Regions from separate parts of the Homo sapiens genome. Here all the other regions are linked to region 4. Evidence: chromatin contacts called from ENCODE Hi-C or POLR2A ChIA-PET data. All regions are on one chromosome and are shown on one strand. The core of a region is the stretch at or near the end of the contact, and the rest is flanking DNA. Distances in the headings are between cores, read along the strand shown.

Region 1 (4,163 bases), core at 115-2,614, 4.0 Mb before region 4:
ACACAGTAAGGAGGCAATTATGTATGCATGATTTAATCTGCAACTAATTAATATGCAAATTTATTCATATGTTAGTTACTAAATTAAAAATGCAAAGAAGCCCTTATGGTGATTCTCGAAATTTTGCACAAACAGAACATTTAAAATGTAAGAAAAATGAAGTTTTTTAGAAAACTATAACACACTTTTAGTGTCCCCAGAACCTGTTGCATTAAGAAGACTCAAAAATATGTGTTTAAATACTAGATAATAATTTAAAAGGTGTGCTAATTTTACGTGAGAATGTGGGAACAGAAAGGTTAATCAGAATTCTCTCGAACTCTTAAGAGATACACTCTAATTACCAGACAAATGGTATTCTATTTCTAAGCTTCCTTCCCTGCTTTTGGGTTGTCAGAAGTTGGTCATCTTACTGATATCTTATATAAATGGTTAGGAGTTTTGAGGGGAATAAATAGTATTTGAAAGCAACCAGATATAATGAAAATTTAGGGTAACTCTGAGACCATTTGGTGTTCACTAAACATACAATTCGCTCAAGATGGCAACTCGCTCTTTTTGCCTTTGGGGAACAGCTCTTTGCAAACAGAGAAATGGGAGGAAAATCTTGAGAGAGGCTAGAAATTCTACCAAACTCTCTTCCAAATGAATCTTCAAAGAAAATAATGTGGCTAACCAAAAAGCAACAACCTCCCAAAAAAGCAGAAGGTAATTTTATCTGAATTCAATCTGGCTATTTTAGTCCTACATTTTCCAGACAGTCCAAAATTGATTTGAATCCTGTATGTGAGATGAGGGGTGCGGAGTGGTGATAATTTAAAAATATCTTTGGGTGTCTGTATACAAGGGAGTATCCCTTCAAGTGCACTATATATTATTCTTTGGTATTATTGCCTTATGCCAGAACCTGATTCCCCTAAGACTGCCTAGTGATCAGCAGTGAGATTTTGTATGGATCACCTCTCATCTGTTTACCTTTTTCATCCGACGTCCGATGGCCATGTACATACACACAAAGCTCCTGGAGCTGGCTCTTGGAACAGCTGTACTGGCCTCAAGAAATCAACACAAGTCAACTGTATGAGGAAGCACAATAACAGCATCTACGGCTCTTCCTAGGGCACTGAACTCTCACCCATGTTAAAAAAAAAAATCACCATCAGTCTCGCTGCTGCCAAGTGACACACAAAAAGGAAGTTAACCATTGGCTGTGACTTGCATTCACAGTCTGACTCTGATTTCCCTGCTTCCCTTAGCCCATTCTGATGCCAAGCGGACTACAGCTTGCCCATTTCATTTCGACCACGGCAGCCAAAAAAAGCACTGCCCCACCGTGCGACGACAAGCAGTCTGTTTTGATATTAGTACCTCAGTATGTGATAGAAGAGAGTCAGATGTCCTCAAACTATGTGCCCTCCCCCGAGGGACTCTCTCCTGGCCCTCCTTGGCCAGAGAGATGGCAAGCGTGCCACAAATCCTTAGCTTTGAAAGCACAGGGGACGGAGAGGCACTATCCGCAGGCTCAGACAGAAATGGCCATGAGTGCCTCTTCTTCCGGGGAGAGGATTCAGGCCCTCCAATTCCACACTCTAGTCTAACTGGAAATATTAACTCAGATTCTATTCACTCCCTGCCAGCATACAAAACACAAACTGAATTACATAAGAAAAAGAGTCATTTTCTTATATAATTAAATTGTAGTAAATGCTAGTAAGTAAACATCAGGTTTCCTTCTTTTTCTTTCATGAAAGACAGAGGAATATATGGGGTTCCCGAAAATTGATTTTTTCATTGATTCTTAGGGAGGAAGATGAGAGTGAAGTATTCTCCCCCCCACAACAAATTCTGATTTATTTGCTAAATGTACGGAATCTGACTGTAACCTGGTTTAACCTCTGAATGTGCCTTGTAATGTTCTAGTTCTCTCCAGCACTAATAGATCATGCTTTTTATAATTCCAACGAGGCATCGTCAGGTGAGGACTGCAATTGCTGGGCATTTCAAAAGTCTGAGAGTACCCTGGGCATCTTTAATTTTTACAGGTGACTCAATTTTTGTTGTGACCAGAACTGAACATAAAGCTTTTAAAAGCTTAAATGTACACATTTATGCATTCATTACACAGTGTTAAATCTAATTTGTTCTTTTTACTGTCACAGGAAGCACATGTTTAAAGCAATCTGTTTCCTCATGTGAATGCTTTCCTGTCTGTTTAAAAAAAATTGCGACACACTTTACCCTGAGTAACCAAGAGGTGATCATAAATATCCCTAAATAGCATTAAACAGATATGAAAGACATTAACACTTTCAGAATGCCAAAGTAGTATTAAAAAAAAATTCTAACAGATGCTCCTAGGTCAAAAAGTGAAATGTGTGTTTCCTGAAAAAACACTCTCATCAGAATCATAAATGAACTGTGAGTGGAGAAGTGAGGTGTTGCTGAACAAACCAGGATCCTTTTGGTGAGGAACACGGCAATCCACTGCCAACGTGTACTTGCCATAAAAAGCCAAATCGAAATGGAAGTTTGATGAAAACCAATATCCTTTGTAATCCACAAGGTGGCAATGACTACAAATGAGGGGTGGCTAAATCGGATCTATCGGCTTTCCAGAGAAAAATTATCTCTGTGAACTGAAGCATCAGTCCCTGTTCAGGGTGTACACGGAAGAAGTTCAGGGCTCATCAGCCAACAGGGACTTTTCCCGAGGAATCTAACTCAGTGCCTGGTTTTTCTGCAAATTAAAATTGGCTGGGAAAAGACATTCATTGTGGAATGTGGAGACCACGCTTCCGCTCACACCTCCCCCCTCCCTACTTTCAGCAGATGTTTTTTTCTTTAAATGCAAGAAGAGTTAACTAAATCAGCCTTTATATATAAAAAAAAGTGTTTTAAGTTTCTCATAGCCGATGATCAAAAATACCTTTTCTTTTGTGAATTCAACAGGGGCACTGAGAAAAGATACATTATAATGCGTCAAAGGCTACAATCTAGCCATTCTTTGACTTTACCTTAAAACATCTGTACAAATATTCCTGCTCAGTGTAAGAAATCTACCTAAGCAGTCCTAAACAAACTGAACTCTGTTTACTTTATAAAAGAAACAGACTGCCACACAGGTCTACCTAGTCCACACATCTTCATCTTGCCAGGCAAAGCTAATATCTTAGGCCTAACCTTCAGTTTTGCGGGGGGATCTATAGCCAGCCCCACCAAGGGGCTGTGCATCACTTGGGCAGACCCGTTCCCGGCCTATTAGAGAATACCACTGACACAAAACAAAAGAAAAAGCACGTATCTCCTTATCACTTAGAGGCAAGGCTGATTTAGGCATAAACAAATTATTGGCCAAGGGAACCACAGTATAAGCAGCTCCGGGCATCACAGCCGATGTACCAGTTCAAAAGAGAGAAGATAAAGTATTTCCAACACAAACTTTGCAGACCACTAGGTCTAATGATTAAAAGGGCTGACTACGTGTCTTGGTTTGATAGAGATGGGTTTGCAGAGCCTGGGAAACACAGGGAGACCCTGTCTCTACCAAAAAAAAAGAAAAAAATTAGCCAGGTGTGGTGGTTGTGAACCTGTGTACCCAGCTACTCAGGAGCCTGAGGTGGGAGGACCGCTTGAGCCTGGGAGTTTGAGACTGCAGTGAACTATGATTGCACCACTGTACTCCAACCTAGGTGACAGAGCAAGACCCCATCTCAAAAAAAAAAAAAAAAAAAAGCAATATTACATAATTTCAGAAAAAGCAAGTGACCTCTGTTAGGTAAAATTCTTTTGAACATAGCTGAGACCCTGGTCTTAGTTTCTATTCTACTGCTAACTACTCCTAAGTAGGCTGCCATGTTAGATTTGTTTCTCAAATGCCAAATGAAAGGTAGTTACCTTGTTACTGATAATAGCATGACAGTGCTTTTTATTATGTGTAACAATAGTATGTAACATTCAAGGATATTACATAAATGCATTCAAACCCCAATGAGTACTTATTTTACAAATAACTGTGTAGCTAGGAAGTGACATAGCCCCCTAAAAACCCAGTTGATCAGATTTCATACTCTAACCACTATATTATACTGTCTTTGTTTACACAGATGCTCCCCTGGACTGCCTGGCATACTGATTTGCTTGGGCAAAAGTTATAGGACATGACT
Region 2 (3,810 bases), core at 652-3,151, 4.6 Mb after region 4:
CTTTCCTCATCTCTCATCCATGCTGCGTCCTTAACGCCTCACTGCAGGCAATGGTACCCTCCTACAATATACTCCATGTTGCAGCCAGAGGGACCTTCGTAAATACAAATATGATTATGTTTCTCCCCAGCTTAAAATCCTTTTGTGTTTCCCCATAGTCCACAAGGGAACGAAGAAACACCACCAACAGCGTCCACATGGCCTTCACGACATGGCCCTGTGGACACATCAGACGTTGTCTTGCAGTGCCTCATCCACACTATCTGTACCACTGCAGGCCTGGATACGTCATGGTTTTCATGGTGCTATCTTGTGCCTCTTTGCACCTGCACGCACTGTGTTTCCTACATGGGATATCTGTGTTTACAACCAAACTCCCAGGGGCCAAATTATATCCTTTGTAAAGGACTTCAAACCACCAGGCATTTGCTGGAAGTTTCACGGAGGAAAACAAGCATTTTTCATCTTTTAATCTGTTTTGCTGGTCAAAGAGGAAAAGGAGTGGATGGACAAAGTGGGGCCCAAAGTCTGGATCTAGTTCTGACCAACAAGGAGAAATTGATGCACAATGGGGAAGTGACCTTGGCATTTTCAACTGGCAGAGCCGGTAAGTTTGGGCACAGTTCAAATGTGAGTCTGTAGCCACTAGAGAGAGGGGTTTCAAAGTCATGGAGAAAAGATGGGGGTGAATCCTGCACCAAGACTTATTGAGGAGAGTTCTTGGGAACAGTTACTTTTAGGATTCCACAGGGAAATCACTGAGCGAGTTTTACAAAATACTGCTGCTGGGTTCCCTCCTCCAAGAGATCTTTACTTAATTGGTTTGGGGTGCAGAGTGGGAATGTGCATCTTTAAAAGCAGAATTCCCAAACTGGAGAGCTCTGTGAGAGCTTCCTGCAGGAGACATTATTTGAACTGAATTTTGAAAGACAAGCTTGCATGCCAGGAACCCCATGTATATGAACAGAGGATATGAAGGAATGTAAATAATTTGCTATGGCTCTAAAGAAAAGAAGGGAGAAATCAAGACGTGAAGAGGCTTACACTCCTTGCTCAATAGTTTCTAATTTATCTTTTTGGATAAGAGGATGTTATAAAGGATTTTAAACTGAGGTATAAAATAATTAGAATTGGAATGTTTACCTGAACTTCAGAGTAGGCAATAGGTTGGCATGGATCAGAACTGTAGGTAGGAAAATTAATTGTTTAGGAGAGACATGAGACATGATAGAGGTGACAGAGTATGGACAGGAGGAACACAAAAGTGATAGAAGTAACAGGACTGTTGATCATTTAGTTAAAAGAACTGCGGAGGGACACACCCAGGTTTCTGAGAGATGTCCAGTAGTACACAGGTAACATCTACGGCTCGAGACAGGTTAGAGATTTTGAAGAAATAAGTTAAAAGTTGAAACATGAACCTATGGATATAGTGGAGGTCATACAAGAAGATCATATTATAATGAAAAGAAGAGGGCTTAGAATGGTAGGAAAGGAATCAGGATACCAAGCAAAGGAGTCAGGAAAGAAGGGAAGGGTGCTCTGGAAATCCTGGGAAGGTCAAAGAAGAAAGGGCTAAATGTCGCCAACAAACAAAATGAAATAAGACCTGGGATGTATTTTTTGGCCAAGGCAATTAGAAAATGATTAGTATCCTTATCAGGAGCAATTTCAGAGAATGTTTGGGTGGACGTCTAACTACAGTGGAGTCAAACGTGAATCAACGGTGAAAAAAGGACAATAGCCAATGTGTACACTTTTTATAAAAACCACCCTCCAAGGACCAGGCACTGGCCCTCTCTCCGGTGCCCACAGACATCCACACAGGCCCAAAGAATCAGGGATTGCACAAGCCAGAGCAATCGAACGGTTCTGAGTCATCTGCCGGAAGCCTTGCCCTCAATCAAGGCGGACGTGAAGCATCTACAAAGGAGGAATAGTCAAAGCAGCAGCGGCGGCGGCGGCGGCGGCAGCAGCAGCAGCAGCAGGAGGTGGGGGCCTCTGCCAGGTACCGGGCGGGGCAGGCACGGAGGTGCCCAGGTTCCCGCGGAGGCCACCTCTTCCCTGGAGTGCGTGAGAGAGGGGAAGGGAGGAAGGCCAGAGCAGGAATCAGAGCGAGGCAAAGGCGGGCAGGAACTAGGAGAATGACGGCGGGAGGCGGCCGGGAAAGAGAGTCGCGGGGCTGTGGGGGTCGCCCTGGCACCAGCCGGGGTCCCAAGCCCCACCGCGAGACCCGGCGAAGGCCGAGGGCCGGGTCCCGAGAACAGGTGCGCCCAGACCCGCCCTGAATAGGAAGCTGCCCCTGGAGAGGGAGCGTCTGTTTCTAGGCTTGCGATTTGCTGCGCTGTGATTTGCTGCCGGATGGGAGCGGGGGGTGACGCGAGCAGTGAGTTTGGAAGCGCCGGAAGCTTGGGCGGGAGCCCCGGGAGGGCGAGTGGGAGGAGCCGCCGCTGCGGAGGAGGCTCCGGGAGTGCGGGTGGCGGGGCCTGGAATTTCCGTGGCGCCTGGGGCAGATCGGGGAGGCGCCGAGTCCCTGCTCCCCTGGCGCCCAAGCTTGCCCCTGTGCTTACAGCCTATTGGTTGCACCTTCTCCTTCCCTTCCTGTCCCCCCCCTCCGTTCTTTCCACCCCTGCCTTCATCTTTCTGTATCTTTCATATTCTCTTCTTCATTGTCTGCTTCCTCTCAAATGGGATGGGGTTGGGGGTGCTTCTTCACCTACGCCCCTCTCTGTTGCAGCCACCGGCGTTACTTTAACCAATTCCTCACTTTCCAGACACTCTCAGTCCTCTGGCTGCTGCTTCACTCCTGAGACCTCTCCATTCCAAAGGGCCTCACCCAGGGCTGCTCTCCGGGCCCCTCCCGCTTCCCTGCCTCGGGCTCTGCGTAGACCGCGCCCTCTTCCCTGGGTCCACTCGCAGGGGCAGACTCGTCTCCCCAGTTCTCCCAGCACACCCTGATGGCTGGGTCTCAGTCTCCGTTTCGCGCGCGCGCTCTCCCCTCGCCCTCCTCTGTCTCTTCCTTTTACTACCTCCAGATATTGGAAATTCCACAGAAATAGGTGGATTTCTTCCCTTGTGCCTCCACTAGATGTTCTGTGTAGTTTCATCCATTCTCATGGAACCTCTCGGAATCGGGATGCTGATGGCTCCAGGTCTCTGGCTCTAGACAGTCTACTCATCCCCGTCCCTAACTGTTTACAAACATCCTTGGCTGTCTTTGTTACAGGTTCACCTGGTATGGTGTGTTCCACGCATCTCAAATGGAACAAGTCATATTCCCCATTCCAGCCTGACTCCTCATTTAAAATTCCAGTGGTTCACGACCCACCCTGAGTATGAATTTATAACAGCTAGGCGCCTCGGGACTGGGCCCTCCTGTGCTCTGTCCCTATGTGAGCAGTCACTGCCTGGCAATTCCAGCCCCCACTTCTCTATTGCAGACAATCCCTCTGCTTTCAGCAGTCCCTGGCCCATGGTGGTGGCCTACGCGCCAGCTCCCCAGCCTCTTTTCATACCAAATACTGAGCCGGGTTATCTTTCTAAAGCCCCAATGCACTCATATGAGACGTTTGTTTAAAAACCATGCATGGCTTTCCAGACCATAATCTCAAGTTCAAACTCCTAAATGTGGCATAAGGGTCCGTCCTATCTCACTACCACGTGGCTCACAGGAAACCATAGAAACCCACCCCAGGGGCACCACACAAACCATGCCCTTTGTCTTCCTGCCACATTCTTGGCACCTGCTAATTCCTCAGCCTATTATTTGCATCCCCCATTTCACCACCTACGGAATGCCTGCCCGGCTTT
Region 3 (3,757 bases), core at 981-3,480, 3.4 Mb after region 4:
TCATTCAAACTTTGGTCTGTATTGCCTGACTTCTTAGACTAGGTTAGTTCCTCTTGTTTTATGTCTATTTCTGTGGCACCTTGTATTTTCCCCTTCTGTACTTCTGCTGCATTTTTTGAATGTTATTCTTTCTAACCTGTAAACTCTATGAAGGCAGGGACAGTGTGTGATTTATTCAACTGCTATAACACGGTGACTGGTACATAATAAATGTTTGTAATTATCTGTTAAATTAATTGACTTGAAAATGTTATCACTCTTGGGAGAACTTGCAATCTCCCTAATTTTTCATATGTTGCTGTTGATTGAATTTAAATAAAATACATATTATTAATAGATTCATGAGGCTAAGGGGTGAAACTTTAAATGAAAATACAGAAAATCATCAGGAATGTAAAAAATCATTGAGAAATATTTATTTTTATCTCCACAGCTTCTTCATTCTTGTTCAATGAAACTGTGATAACCTAAGCGGTAAGTTCCAGTTGGTCTCTCTCTCCAACCCCCTTCACTCTTCATCTGCAAGTTTAGTCACTTTATTGAGGTTAAAACAGGTCATAGATAGTATGTGGTTTAAAACTGTTTAAAAGTTTCACATGTGAAAATCCGGATTTAGGGCCTGGCGCGGTGGCTCACGACTGTAATCTCGGCACTTTGGGAGGCTGAGGCGGGCAGATCGCTTGAGACCTGCCGGGGCAGCATGAAGGGACTTCCCACCCCCACTAAAACAATACAAAAAATGAGCCGGGCTTGGTGGCAAGCCCTGTAGTCCCAGCTACTCGGAGGATGAGGTGGGAAAATCACCTGGGCCCGAGAGGCGGAGGTTGCAGTGAGCCCAGATCGCGCTACCGCACTCCAGCCTGGACGACAGACCCACTCTGTGGCCAAAAAAAAAAAAAAAAAAAAGAAAAAAAGAAAAAAGAAAGAAAAAAAGAAAAGAAAAATCCCGAATTACAAAGCAATTGGGGGAATGGTAATTCAATTAAAAAGGTGTACAACATTCTTTTAAATAGTAAACTGCCCAATGATTACAACATTGATTCAACTGACGAAAAATACAACTTTTCAGACCACGACTAAACATTGTGGCAGTAGAAACTATTTTTTTTTTCCCTGAATGATGAAAGAAAAAAACCAGAGAAGACGTTAAGACAGAACACGTGGAAAAAGCCCATCTCATACTCCATTCTAATGTTTCTTCTACTTACCAGTGCTTTCTGTGTCATTAAACTACTTCAGACTTCAAGAGCAATGGGAAACAATGAAACCTCAGTCCTTTGCTATTTTCCTTTTCAGGTACAGGAGAGGGAGAGGACAGACTTAGGGTTGTGCCTTCGAACAAGCACATTCAACGACAGCCTCAGTTAGAATTCCCAGACGCTGCCTGTCTTCCTGGGTCTTGAAAAAGTGGGGAAAAAGTGAGGTTGGCCCACTCAGACTGCCAGTGATGCTGTGGTGTGACGGGTGTGTATCTCTATCTCATACAATGGGCGCAGGTGAGGACCAGGACCTGCGACCTTCGTACGTTTACAGTCCCTGAAAGCCCTCACCTTTAATTAGTAGGGAAAATAAAAGTCATCTGGCAAGCTGGAGTGCGGGTAAAATACAAGTTAATGAACATGAGCATTCGTGTTCATTAAGAACTCTGGCACAGAGTTCAACGGCAGAGGGCACAATACTCACTGGCCACGGCCAGCTGCTGGCGGCCAGGAGAAGCAGAACCAAAGGACCGCTGGGACTTGTAGTCCACCATGTTTCCCTCGGGATTGCCGATCCCCTTACGAGAACCACAACTCCCAAGGTTTACCGCGCGCGTCGGTCTTCACTGCCCTCTCCGAGGCCGGCTCAGGAACCTCCCGGGAAACTGCCCCCCACCCCGCCCTCGTACGCACGCGTCACGTTTGTTTACCCTGAAGCTCCGCCTCCGGCCATCCCCTGGCTCTCCCCACTCCTCCCTGGAATGCCGTCATGCCGGCGATGAATATTTATGAGGCACACGCGGCCCTCCCGCCCTGCCAGCCTCCCGCCTTCCCGCTCCCGGCGCATGATTAATATTCAATGAGCCCAGATCCGCGGCTGGTTCGCCGGGTTGAGGCGGGGGTAGCGGGCGGGGCCGGCGCTGGGGAGCCCGCGACCCGGGCGGGGAGGGCGTGTGTCGGGGGGGCGGTGGCGGCGAGGCGGGCGCGCGGGATGGAACACTGAGACACCGACGGAATGCTCCGAATCGCCACATAATCCCCTGGAACGGCCGCGCACAACGCCATTGGCTTCTCCCTTCTCCGCGCGCCGCCGCCGTCTCCCACCTCCGCCTCATCGCCTCCCTCTCCGCCCGCTGCCTCCGGAGCTGGGGGGGAAACGCGAAGCCCCACTGCAATGGAGCCCGCCGCCGCGGCCACGGTACAGCGACTCCCCGAGCTCGGCAGGGAGGACCGAGCTTCGGCTCCGGCGGCCGCCGCTGCGGCAGCAGCAGCAGCAGCGGCGGCCGCGGCGGCTCTGGCGGCGGCGGCCGGGGGCGGCCGGAGTCCGGAGCCCGCGCTGACCCCGGCGGCCCCGAGCGGCGGGAACGGCAGCGGCAGCGGGGCGCGGGAAGAGGCCCCAGGCGAGGCGCCGCCGGGGCCGCTGCCGGGCAGAGCGGGGGGTGCCGGGCGCAGGAGGCGGCGCGGGGCGCCCCAGCCCATTGCCGGCGGGGCTGCCCCCGTACCCGGGGCCGGCGGCGGCGCCAACTCCCTCCTGCTGAGGAGAGGGCGGCTGAAGAGGAATCTGTCCGCGGCCGCCGCGGCCGCCTCCTCGTCGTCGTCGTCCTCGGCCGCTGCTGCCTCGCACTCCCCCGGCGCTGCCGGCCTCCCCGCCTCCTGCTCGGCCTCGGCGTCGCTGTGCACCCGGAGCCTGGACAGGAAGACGCTGCTTCTGAAGCACCGGCAGACGCTGCAGCTGCAGCCGTCGGACCGGGACTGGGTGAGGCACCAGCTCCAGCGCGGCTGCGTGCACGTCTTCGACCGCCACATGGCCTCGACCTACCTGCGCCCGGTGCTCTGCACACTGGACACCACGGCCGGCGAGGTGGCCGCCCGCCTGCTGCAGCTGGGCCACAAAGGCGGCGGCGTGGTGAAGGTGCTGGGCCAGGGGCCCGGAGCCGCCGCCGCCCGGGAGCCCGCTGAACCGCCCCCCGAGGCCGGCCCCCGGCTGGCGCCCCCGGAGCCGCGGGACTCGGAGGTACCGCCCGCGAGGAGCGCGCCGGGTGCCTTCGGGGGGCCTCCGCGCGCGCCCCCCGCCGACCTACCCCTGCCCGTCGGCGGCCCGGGCGGGTGGTCGCGCCGCGCCAGCCCAGCGCCCTCGGACTCCAGCCCCGGCGAGCCGTTCGTTGGGGGCCCTGTCTCTTCGCCCCGCGCCCCACGGCCTGTGGTCTCCGACACCGAGAGCTTCAGTCTGAGTCCCAGCGCCGAGAGCGTGTCTGACCGGTTGGACCCCTACAGCAGCGGCGGCGGCTCCTCGTCGTCGTCGGAAGAGCTCGAGGCCGACGCAGCCTCGGCCCCGACGGGGGTCCCGGGCCAGCCCCGCCGTCCCGGCCACCCCGCGCAGCCCCTCCCGCTTCCCCAGACGGCTTCCTCGCCTCAGCCGCAGCAGAAAGCCCCGAGGGCCATTGACAGCCCGGGCGGGGCCGTCCGCGAGGGGTCGTGCGAGGAGAAGGCAGCGGCAGCCGTGGCCCCGGGAGGCCTCCAGTCTACCCCCGGGAGGAGCGGGGTGACCGCGGAGAAGG
Region 4 (3,952 bases), core at 1,357-3,856:
CATTCAAAGGATGGGGTGTGGGCATCATGGAAAGAGACTGAACACAGAATCAGAAGACCTAGATTTGAGTTCAACTTCACTGACACTTACTACTTATGTATCCTTTTTCAAAAACCTTAACCTTTCTGAACATCAGTTTTTCATCTATAAAACAGATAACACCCGCCTTGTCTACTAAGGATCAAATCAGAGAATGAAAGTGAAAGAACTCTGAGAGCTATAAAGGGTTACAAATTATCATTTTTTGCCCTTATGGCCTTAAGTGTACTAAAGGAACATTAGAGTTAAGAAAGAGAAACACCATAGATTTGGTCTTAATTTGGGGTTGAAGGTAAAGGGCTGTGTTTAAACTAGATCTTAAATTTCTCTACTTTTTTTTTAAAGTAATGAATTGCAGAGCAAAACGAAAAGAAAAAAATGATCAATGTAGTTACAGTGAGGCTTATGCAAAAACTACAGTGACAATGAAAGCAAGGGATGTCTATAGCAGAGATTCCCAGAGCCAGTAGCCAGATAAATCATGGCTAAAATACTAATACTTTGTTTCAAATTCATTCTAGCCACACGGCTTTAATTTACTGGTACATTATCTTGACATTTCTGCAGCAGAATAGATTAGTTGGTTCCGGCTCTGTAAAGGAAGTCAAGGTAGCTGATTTGACTAGTTGATTAACATTCCTAATTGGCTAATGTAGTGTATGTGAGTGTGAGAAAAAGAGAAAAGGGATAGAAGAACAGGCAGGCAGTGGAGAGGTGTAGAAGTGAAAATGTGTGAACAAATCCATCACTACTGAATAATTCATCATCCCACAAATAGAAACAAAAACTCCAAAAACTTGTGTTTGATATCATTTGCATCACCTTTGTGTATCAAGAATAGAGATACCTTGATAACAAATGCCCAGTAATATACCCTTGCTGCATGGGCACATAATAAATGACTGCTGAGTAACGAAATAACTGCACTCTACTTCAACTACTTAATGACTTGGTCATTAAGTCAAATTAAAATCTATACCTTTCAATTACACATTAATTTGAGAGAAATAGCGCTTCCTAAAAGGGTGCTTCCTATTCAGTAATTACTTTCTAGAAATGAAACATTTTGTTTCAAGAACTGGATAATCTAAAGTGATGTATAAAAACCTTATATAAAAGATTACTTATGGGGGAGGTGGGAGGGATAGCATTAGGAGATATACCTAATGTTAAATGACTAGTTAATGGGTGCAGCACACCAACATGGCAAATGTATACATACTAACCAACCTGCACGTTGTGCACATGTACCCTAAACCTTATAGTAAAAAAAAAAAAAAAAAAAAAGATTAATCACACACAAAGATAGAATTCAAACTGCCAGAGCTCCTCATCTCATATAAAGGCATTTGCCACTTGTTCAACGGGTATATCTGATGGTCACTGAACAGAGCTTATGTCATGCCAAGTGCTACGATTGACTCCTTAGTCAGCAGTGACACATCAGCACTAAAAAGTGCAGATATGTTTTCTTTCACGTAAGTAAATGCTCTAGCAAGGCTCTCTTATCTACAAAAGTGCCAAACACAGAGAGTGAATAAAATATGAACCCAAGATTATTTCAATGCTTCCAATTTTTTTAAAGGGCTAAAAATGTAATGCTATTCTTAGTCTCAGGTTCAGAAACAATCAATCCCTAAAAATATATCCCTTCTCCTAAAAAGTTACATAATGTGTTACTACGAGAGAAAAGATCAAAGACCACACCAAGTCACTGAGAGGAAAATGTGTAGTTCCAACAGTATAAGAATGTCTTCTGACATACAAAGACTTAAAAAATTACTCTAATACTACTATATGCCATCTCAGGAGCCGTCAGTGGGCATGGGGTTCAAGCGAAGCATTAACCATTGCTAACACCGGAGCAAAGAAATCGGGGATCGGGGGTGGGGGGTGGAAGCGGGAAAGGAAGTAAGGGGGCTTCTAGAACATGTCTCAGGTTGGGATGGCTGGGGGTAGGGCACATTTCTCCTAGAGACGTGGCGTTGTGAAACATGATACCTAGAAGCAAGTTTGAGTGCTAGGAAGTGTAGGAGGTAACCAAACACCTCTAGATCCAACGGAAAGTACCGACGAGATCAAAGAAGGGAAGACAGCAGGCGGGTGAGAGAGAACAGAATGGGTGAGGGAAAGACTCGGGGACAAGCGGAGGGAACCGTGCGAACCAGGAGGGACCCGGCGGAGGGGCTGCCAGGAGGGTCCCCTCCACAGCGCATATGGTGTGCAGCTGCTGGAACGGGAACCTCAGCACACCAGGGTAGCCGCGGATGAAAGGCGAAGAGGCAGCAGAAGGGGGAGAGGAACCCGGCCCCCAGCCCTCTGCTCCGGCTTACTCCCCGCGTGGGCCCAGAAGGGCACGGTCCCGTCGCTCTGCACCAGGTGCGGCCCCTTGAAGCTGTATTTGTACTCGAAACGGCGATGTGGCAACGCGACCGCGGGGTCTCCTCCCACGCCGTCGCCCCGGACGAAGCGACCGAGTGACAGCAGCAAGGCGCAGAACAGCGGCCGAACTCTGGCCCGGAGACCCCTTTGCCTGGATCCCGCCATCTTGGATTCTGGAACGCGGAGGAGGGCGGGAGAGGGAGGGGCGCGGATGGCTGCGGATGGCCAACAGGGCGCTCGCTGATTGGCAGAGCCCGGGGGACCCCCAAGGGCAAGGGGTGAGCCCCGCCCCCGGCCTCCGCTTTCCGCGCGGCCGCACGGCCAGGAGCAGCTGTGGGCGGGGCCACGCGCAGGGGGCGGGTCTGGGGCGGTGCGGTCCTTCGGCCCCGCCCACCCTCCGGGGGTGGGGAAAGGACTCCAACCTTCGCTTCCCGCGCGGCAGAGTGCGGGAAGCGCCGATGGGTCCTTACCTGCAGGGAGCTTTCTCCGGCTTCTTAGAATACCTGGGAGCAGGAATTGGCTAGCCCTAAGACCTCTGGACCCAGCCTGTACAAAACCTTTTTAGTATATTAGAAGAAAGGTGTTCCTTTTGATGTGACATCAGTTTTTCAGTGGCACAATCCCGAATGCTTATGGTCCCAGCCCACTGAGCTCTACCAAGCTATGTTAGAGCGTTGCAAACTAGAAACCAGCACCCACGGGGTTGTAGGATGCCTTAGGATTTATAAGTTGGTGTCGGAAAGAGGGTTTCTGTGAATTTGTCAGCCAGCCTTTACATCTCAAAATTTAATTCCAAGAGCTTTCCAAATTTTGAAACCATGGCAAGAGTGCATTCAAATGAAACTGACTTTGGTTTGGTTTGGTTTTGGTGAGAGGGATAATGTGCTATGGACCCAGGCGTCTGTAGAACCTGGACATTTGATATAGGATCGGTCTTCCACTCAATGAATACGTTCTATATTTTAAAGGGGACTCCTCTTTCCCTTGCTTAGGAAAAAATATCGTCAAAATATTCATGGTAATCCAAAGTTTTGTTTTTTCAAAAATGTGTCATGATGAGTTTTTCAAGTCCAAGAAACAGCAGTATGATTTATATTGTTTTTACACATGGCTTTTTATTAGCTCTGTTCGTGTGGGCTACATGAACGCCACACTAGCCCTAGGGACTCAATACCCGCATTACTTAAACTTATTTTTCATTAACTTCCCAGTTTTGGAAGTTGAATCCCATCTTCGGATTCATGGGCCATTACTGTTAAATCTCTTTCTAGTGCTCAAATAAAACCTTCAAGTTGAATATGGATTTAAGGCTTTCCGCCTGCTAGTCTCGAGATGTAATTTAAATGAAAGTACCATACTTACTGCTATCTCAGCAGCAGCAGTAACAAACATTTATCCACTGTATGGTGTATGTGCGTCATTGCCCTGGACTCTCCATGGTTTTCAACCCATAGGATTTAATCATTTTATTTTCTTTGGTTCTCTCATTGCTCTGGCAACCAGCTCTATGCCTTGCACAGAGTGAAGATTC
Region 5 (3,788 bases), core at 520-3,019, 4.1 Mb after region 4:
GTGAAGATTGCTGAATCTTAGTTTAATACAACCTTGGTGAAAAAGATAGTCATCCGGGCACGGTGACTCACGCCTGTAATCCCAGCACTTTGGGAGGCTGAGGTAGGCGGATCACCTGAGGTCAAGAGGCCAGCCTGGGCCAACATGGTGAAACCTCATCTCTACTACTAAAAATACAAAAATTAGCTGGGCGTGGTGGTGGGTGCCTGTAGTCCCAGGTACTCAGGAGGCTGAGGCAAGAGAATCGCTTGAACCTGGGAGGTGGAGGTTGTAGTGAGCTGAAATCACGCCACTGCACTCAAGCCTGGGCGACCGTGCAAGACTCCGTCTCAAAAAAAAAAAAAAAAAGAAAGAAAAGAAAAGGAAAAAAACACAGACAAATCAACACTTGACTTATTCCACAAAATGAGTCATTGTTGCAATTATACAATTATAATATTTTGTGAAAGATAACAATTATTTTAATAATCTTCTAGGTCGATTTTCAAGATGAAAGTCCCAAGCAAGCCTCCTTTCCCACTCTTTTTGTGTATGTGTGTGTGAAATTTTAATCTCTGTTTAAGTGGGTCTACTTTGAGTGGTCTTTCTTCAGAATCAATTATCATGGGTTAAGGAGTTCTTCCATTACCTTTGATGCCTCTGTCAGGCACTCCAATAACTGCTTGTTCAACAAACTACCGGAAGTCCACGACGGGGACTCAATACAAGTATTTTAGGCTACTCTTTTGTGCCTTATTGACTTACTGGACTGGGAGTCCTCTACATTAAGCCACATTACATTCTAAACGCCACTGAAGCCCTAGATCCATTCTGGGGATGGGAGACACCATTACATTAAGAAATTTCTTTTCTGAACGAATTCCATTCCACAGAGGACTAACGATTAAGCCTAAAATCTTAAGATTCCATGATTTGTGTACAAAACACTGTGCTCATTGCGGTAGAGGAGGGGAAGTGGAGCCACACAGAGGTTTAAGAATACTCCTCGATCTTACACACTACCATCTGGGAGCCACAGGAGTGTGCACATAAATTCAATGACTTCACGGAGATTGCATGCAGGCTGGCTGTAATCTCAGATTCTTGGTCTGTTCCCATATCTCTACTCACCTGACAGCTCAGAATGAAGGGGTCTGCTGTCAGCTTGAGAAACTAAGACCGAACTATGACCACCCTATCTTCAACTGGTCCAGAATAGGGCTTTGCAAAAATTACGTTCTTTCTTTCTCCGTTAACCCTGATTGGAGAAACCTGCCCAGATCTTGGCTGGTTTGGAAGCGGGAAGTGTCAACAAAAGTGAAGAGTCTCACAAAGCCAGTAGCTCGGGAGACCCCAAGAGCGGGCCAGAAACGACCTTTCCGTTGGAAAACGGGCCCCTCTCCCACCTGCTGCAGGTCCCCGGACCCGCCCTCCTGCGCCTCGACCACAGGCGCGGCCGCTTCCTCCCTTCTCCCCGCCCCCCACCCGCTTCTCGCGCCTCCCCTCGATCCCAGCTCCCTAGGGGGACGGGAGATGAGCAATGATACCTGGAGGTTGGGCGAAGTGGATGACATGGCGGAGTTCCCAGGCGGTTCCCAAGGGAACGAGGGGCGAGGAGAGCCAACAGCAGCAACGTCGAAGCGCGCACGGGGTAACAGCCCTCAAACTGGGGAGGCCGGTGGTTCTCGGACCGCGAAGGGCAGCCTCCCTTCCGGAACTTGTTTTAGACAACACTCTCTCCACCAGAGCTCCGACCCTCCCCACCAAACTTCCGCAATCCCGAGGCCCTCTAGGTTCTGGTCCCGCCTCTGCTCCGGGCACTTCCGATTTCGTCATCAGCACGCGCACCCAGTCACCAGACTCCCTTCTCTAGCCACAGCGCAGGCCCTCCCTGGGCCGGGAGAAGTAGCCTGGAAGCCAATCGAGCCCTGGCGGAAGTCGGGCTCGGCGCAGGCGCACTGAGACTCTGGCCTAGGCGCGGGCGGCAGCCTGGCAGACCTAGGAGAGCGCAAGCGCGGAAGCACAGAGCCGGGTTTTGTTGTTTGTTTGTTCCCCACCCCCGGGGACGTCTTTTACTTTGAGATGAATTATTGGCCCCGGCTCCCTTCCCTCCTCATCCACATGCTTTGTTGCCTCGTAGCTTTTGAGTGAAAAAGTCGTCCATTTCCAAGACCCGCCGACTGGGGGCTTTGGGCCTGTGACTGCGCCTTCACTCCGTGTCCTCTGTGGAATGGGGGCGATCACCGTCCTCGTCTCGGTGGTGAATAATTCAGGAGGGAGTGCGCGGTGAGGCGGCCGCACAGCGGTGCGCTAGCAGTCAGGCCGCGGGCGGGTCGGCGCTCGTTCCCGCTTGTTCTTCCCACGCCACTCGGCATCTTCCAAATGACTGTTGTGTTGGGAAGATGAATGTAAATAAGGCGTGGACGGCCGCTGTCCTCGAGTATGTGGTCTGAGAGGGAAGCACTTGTCCTGTAAAATGGGCATATCAGATATTATTTATGCCAGTTATGTTTACAAGCAAATGGCTTGAGGAGGTTGAATGCGTCAGGGATTAGAGGCAGAACCAAAGTAAAACCCTTTCTCAGCCTTCCTATGGTTTGCAGCCACCACCACCCTTTTCTTCTTTTCATAGTTAACATTCTCAAAGGAAAGCAACATAGATGTTTAATCACTCCATCATTTTTTTCTCACTCATTTCTTAATTTTTTCTCATCTGGCATCTCCGAAAGAATTAAAGTCCTCTCCTCTTCCCTCTTCATTGGTATTGTCAACTACCCAGTTCTTGTTTGTCCAGCTTCCCAATATTCCTTATCTGCTTCCTTCACTGTCTCCCTTTCTTACTCCTCCCTGAGCTTAAGCTGAATTTACTCAAGAGTCTGATGTCCTCTTCTCTCTTCACCTCTGCTCATCTAACTCTCTTCTTGAGCTTCAGCTATCAATAGACTAGAAATTGCTTCAAATCTGGATCTCTAGACCCACCCCATCCCCAGCCCAGCATTTACAACAGCCTCCCAGAGGTTTCCTTCACAGGGTTTTTCTGCAAGACAAATTCAACATACTCTAATTAATTACCTTCTACCCTAAACTTCTTTCTCTGGTCTCTCCTTAGAATAGTATTGCCAAATCTGTATCATCCAGGCTCGAAGCACAGAGCCCTCTCTCTGCCCTGCATCTACCCGTCCTTTCTTCCCACTTGTGAATTTGCCTTCGCAAAATGATGACTGAGACAGTGAAAGAGATCTAACTTAACCAACTCCATCTTACTTTTAACCTCCAAGCTGTCCTTGTACATTCCTGAGCATAGGCTGAACTAACTGTGGGAGAAACTGAGTTTATAATTTAAGCAAAGATGGGCCGGGCGTGGTGACTCACGCCTGTAATCCCAGCACTTTGGGAGGCCGAGGTGGGTGGATCACTTGAGGTCAGGAGTTCGAGACCAGCCTGGCCAACATGGTGAAACTCCATCTCTACTAAAAATACAAAAATTAGGCCGGGTGTGGTGAGTCACGCCTGTAATCCCAGCACTTTGGGAGGCCAAGGCGGGCGATCACCTGAGGTCAGCAGTTCAAGACCCGCCTGGCCAACATGGTGAAACCCTGTCTCTACTAAAAATACAAAAATTAGCTGGGCATGGTGGTGCGTTCCTGTAATCCCAGCTACTCGGGAGGCTGAGGCAGGAGAATTTCTTGAACCGGGACCTAGGAGGCAGAGGTTGTGGTGAGCTGAGATCGCACCACAGCACTCCAGCCTGGGCTACAGAGCGAAACTCTGTCTCAAAACAAACAAACAAAAATTAGCCAGGCGTGATG

What was found. A loop is a pair of places that touch in the nucleus more often than their neighbours do. ChIA-PET counts read pairs that join two places held with the same protein, here RNA polymerase II (POLR2A). Pooled maps may share reads with other maps.
Region 1: a map of psoas muscle shows a loop between it and region 4 (19-fold over the local background). The contact joins the enhancer-like site here to the promoter of LMAN1 in region 4. A Hi-C loop is called at or near these places in 1 of 168 maps with a recorded cell type or tissue (psoas muscle), 1 of 37 single-sample maps with no recorded cell type and 3 of 50 pooled maps.
Region 2: a map of CD8-positive, alpha-beta T cell shows a loop between it and region 4 (24-fold over the local background). The contact joins the promoter of SERPINB8 here to the promoter of LMAN1 in region 4. A Hi-C loop is called at or near these places in 3 of 168 maps with a recorded cell type or tissue (CD4-positive, alpha-beta T cell, CD8-positive, alpha-beta T cell and naive thymus-derived CD4-positive, alpha-beta T cell), 1 of 37 single-sample maps with no recorded cell type and 16 of 50 pooled maps.
Region 3: a map of ascending aorta shows a loop between it and region 4 (5-fold over the local background). The contact joins the promoter of PHLPP1 here to the promoter of LMAN1 in region 4. A Hi-C loop is called at or near these places in 3 of 168 maps with a recorded cell type or tissue (CD4-positive, alpha-beta memory T cell, ascending aorta and naive thymus-derived CD4-positive, alpha-beta T cell) and 13 of 50 pooled maps.
Region 5: a loop to region 4 is called in a pooled map, with 15 times the contacts of the local background. The contact joins the promoter of VPS4B here to the promoter of LMAN1 in region 4. A Hi-C loop is called at or near these places in 1 of 37 single-sample maps with no recorded cell type and 9 of 50 pooled maps. POLR2A ChIA-PET finds 5 or more read pairs at or near these places in 1 of 52 experiments (CD8-positive, alpha-beta memory T cell).

What each region holds. Positions count from the first base shown.
Region 1 is chr18:55,336,872-55,341,034 of GRCh38, forward strand. All of the region lies in intron 8 of TCF4 (transcription factor 4), which reads right to left. Among named protein-coding and RNA genes, the nearest start is that of TCF4-AS1, 110 kb to the right of the region's middle. Within about 2 kb of position 1,365, at least 16 of the 41 ENCODE cell types and tissues checked have a DNase peak (open chromatin) inside an H3K27ac peak, as active enhancers do; they include psoas muscle, where a contact is called at or near this core.
Region 2 is chr18:63,968,180-63,971,989 of GRCh38, forward strand. SERPINB8 (serpin family B member 8) reads left to right here and starts at 1,902. Exons shown (of 7, transcript NM_002640.4): 1 at 1,902-1,991. It overlaps LOC105372165 (a long non-coding RNA gene), which reads right to left and starts at 2,325. Exons shown (of 3, transcript XR_935576.3): 1 at 1,144-2,325; 2 at 1-94. It also overlaps a transcript of HMSD not described here. RefSeq lists enhancers at 1,734-1,783, 1,814-1,983, 2,276-2,570 and silencers at 2,044-2,243, 2,254-2,313, 2,384-2,603.
Region 3 is chr18:62,713,311-62,717,067 of GRCh38, forward strand. PHLPP1 (PH domain and leucine rich repeat protein phosphatase 1) reads left to right here and starts at 2,231. Exons shown (of 17, transcript NM_194449.4): 1 at 2,231-3,757. The coding sequence starts at 2,374. RefSeq lists enhancers at 1,435-1,494, 1,585-1,694, 2,652-3,614 and silencers at 1,965-2,254, 2,605-2,834, 3,045-3,184, 3,495-3,594, 3,695-3,757.
Region 4 is chr18:59,356,659-59,360,610 of GRCh38, forward strand. LMAN1 (lectin, mannose binding 1) reads right to left here and starts at 2,607. Exons shown (of 13, transcript NM_005570.4): 1 at 2,373-2,607. The coding sequence starts at 2,586. RefSeq lists enhancers at 2,022-2,121, 2,132-2,181, 2,372-2,561 and a silencer at 2,592-2,891.
Region 5 is chr18:63,420,707-63,424,494 of GRCh38, forward strand. It overlaps VPS4B (vacuolar protein sorting 4 homolog B), which reads right to left and starts at 1,770. Exons shown (of 11, transcript NM_004869.4): 1 at 1,527-1,770. The coding sequence starts at 1,553. RefSeq lists an enhancer at 1,638-1,937.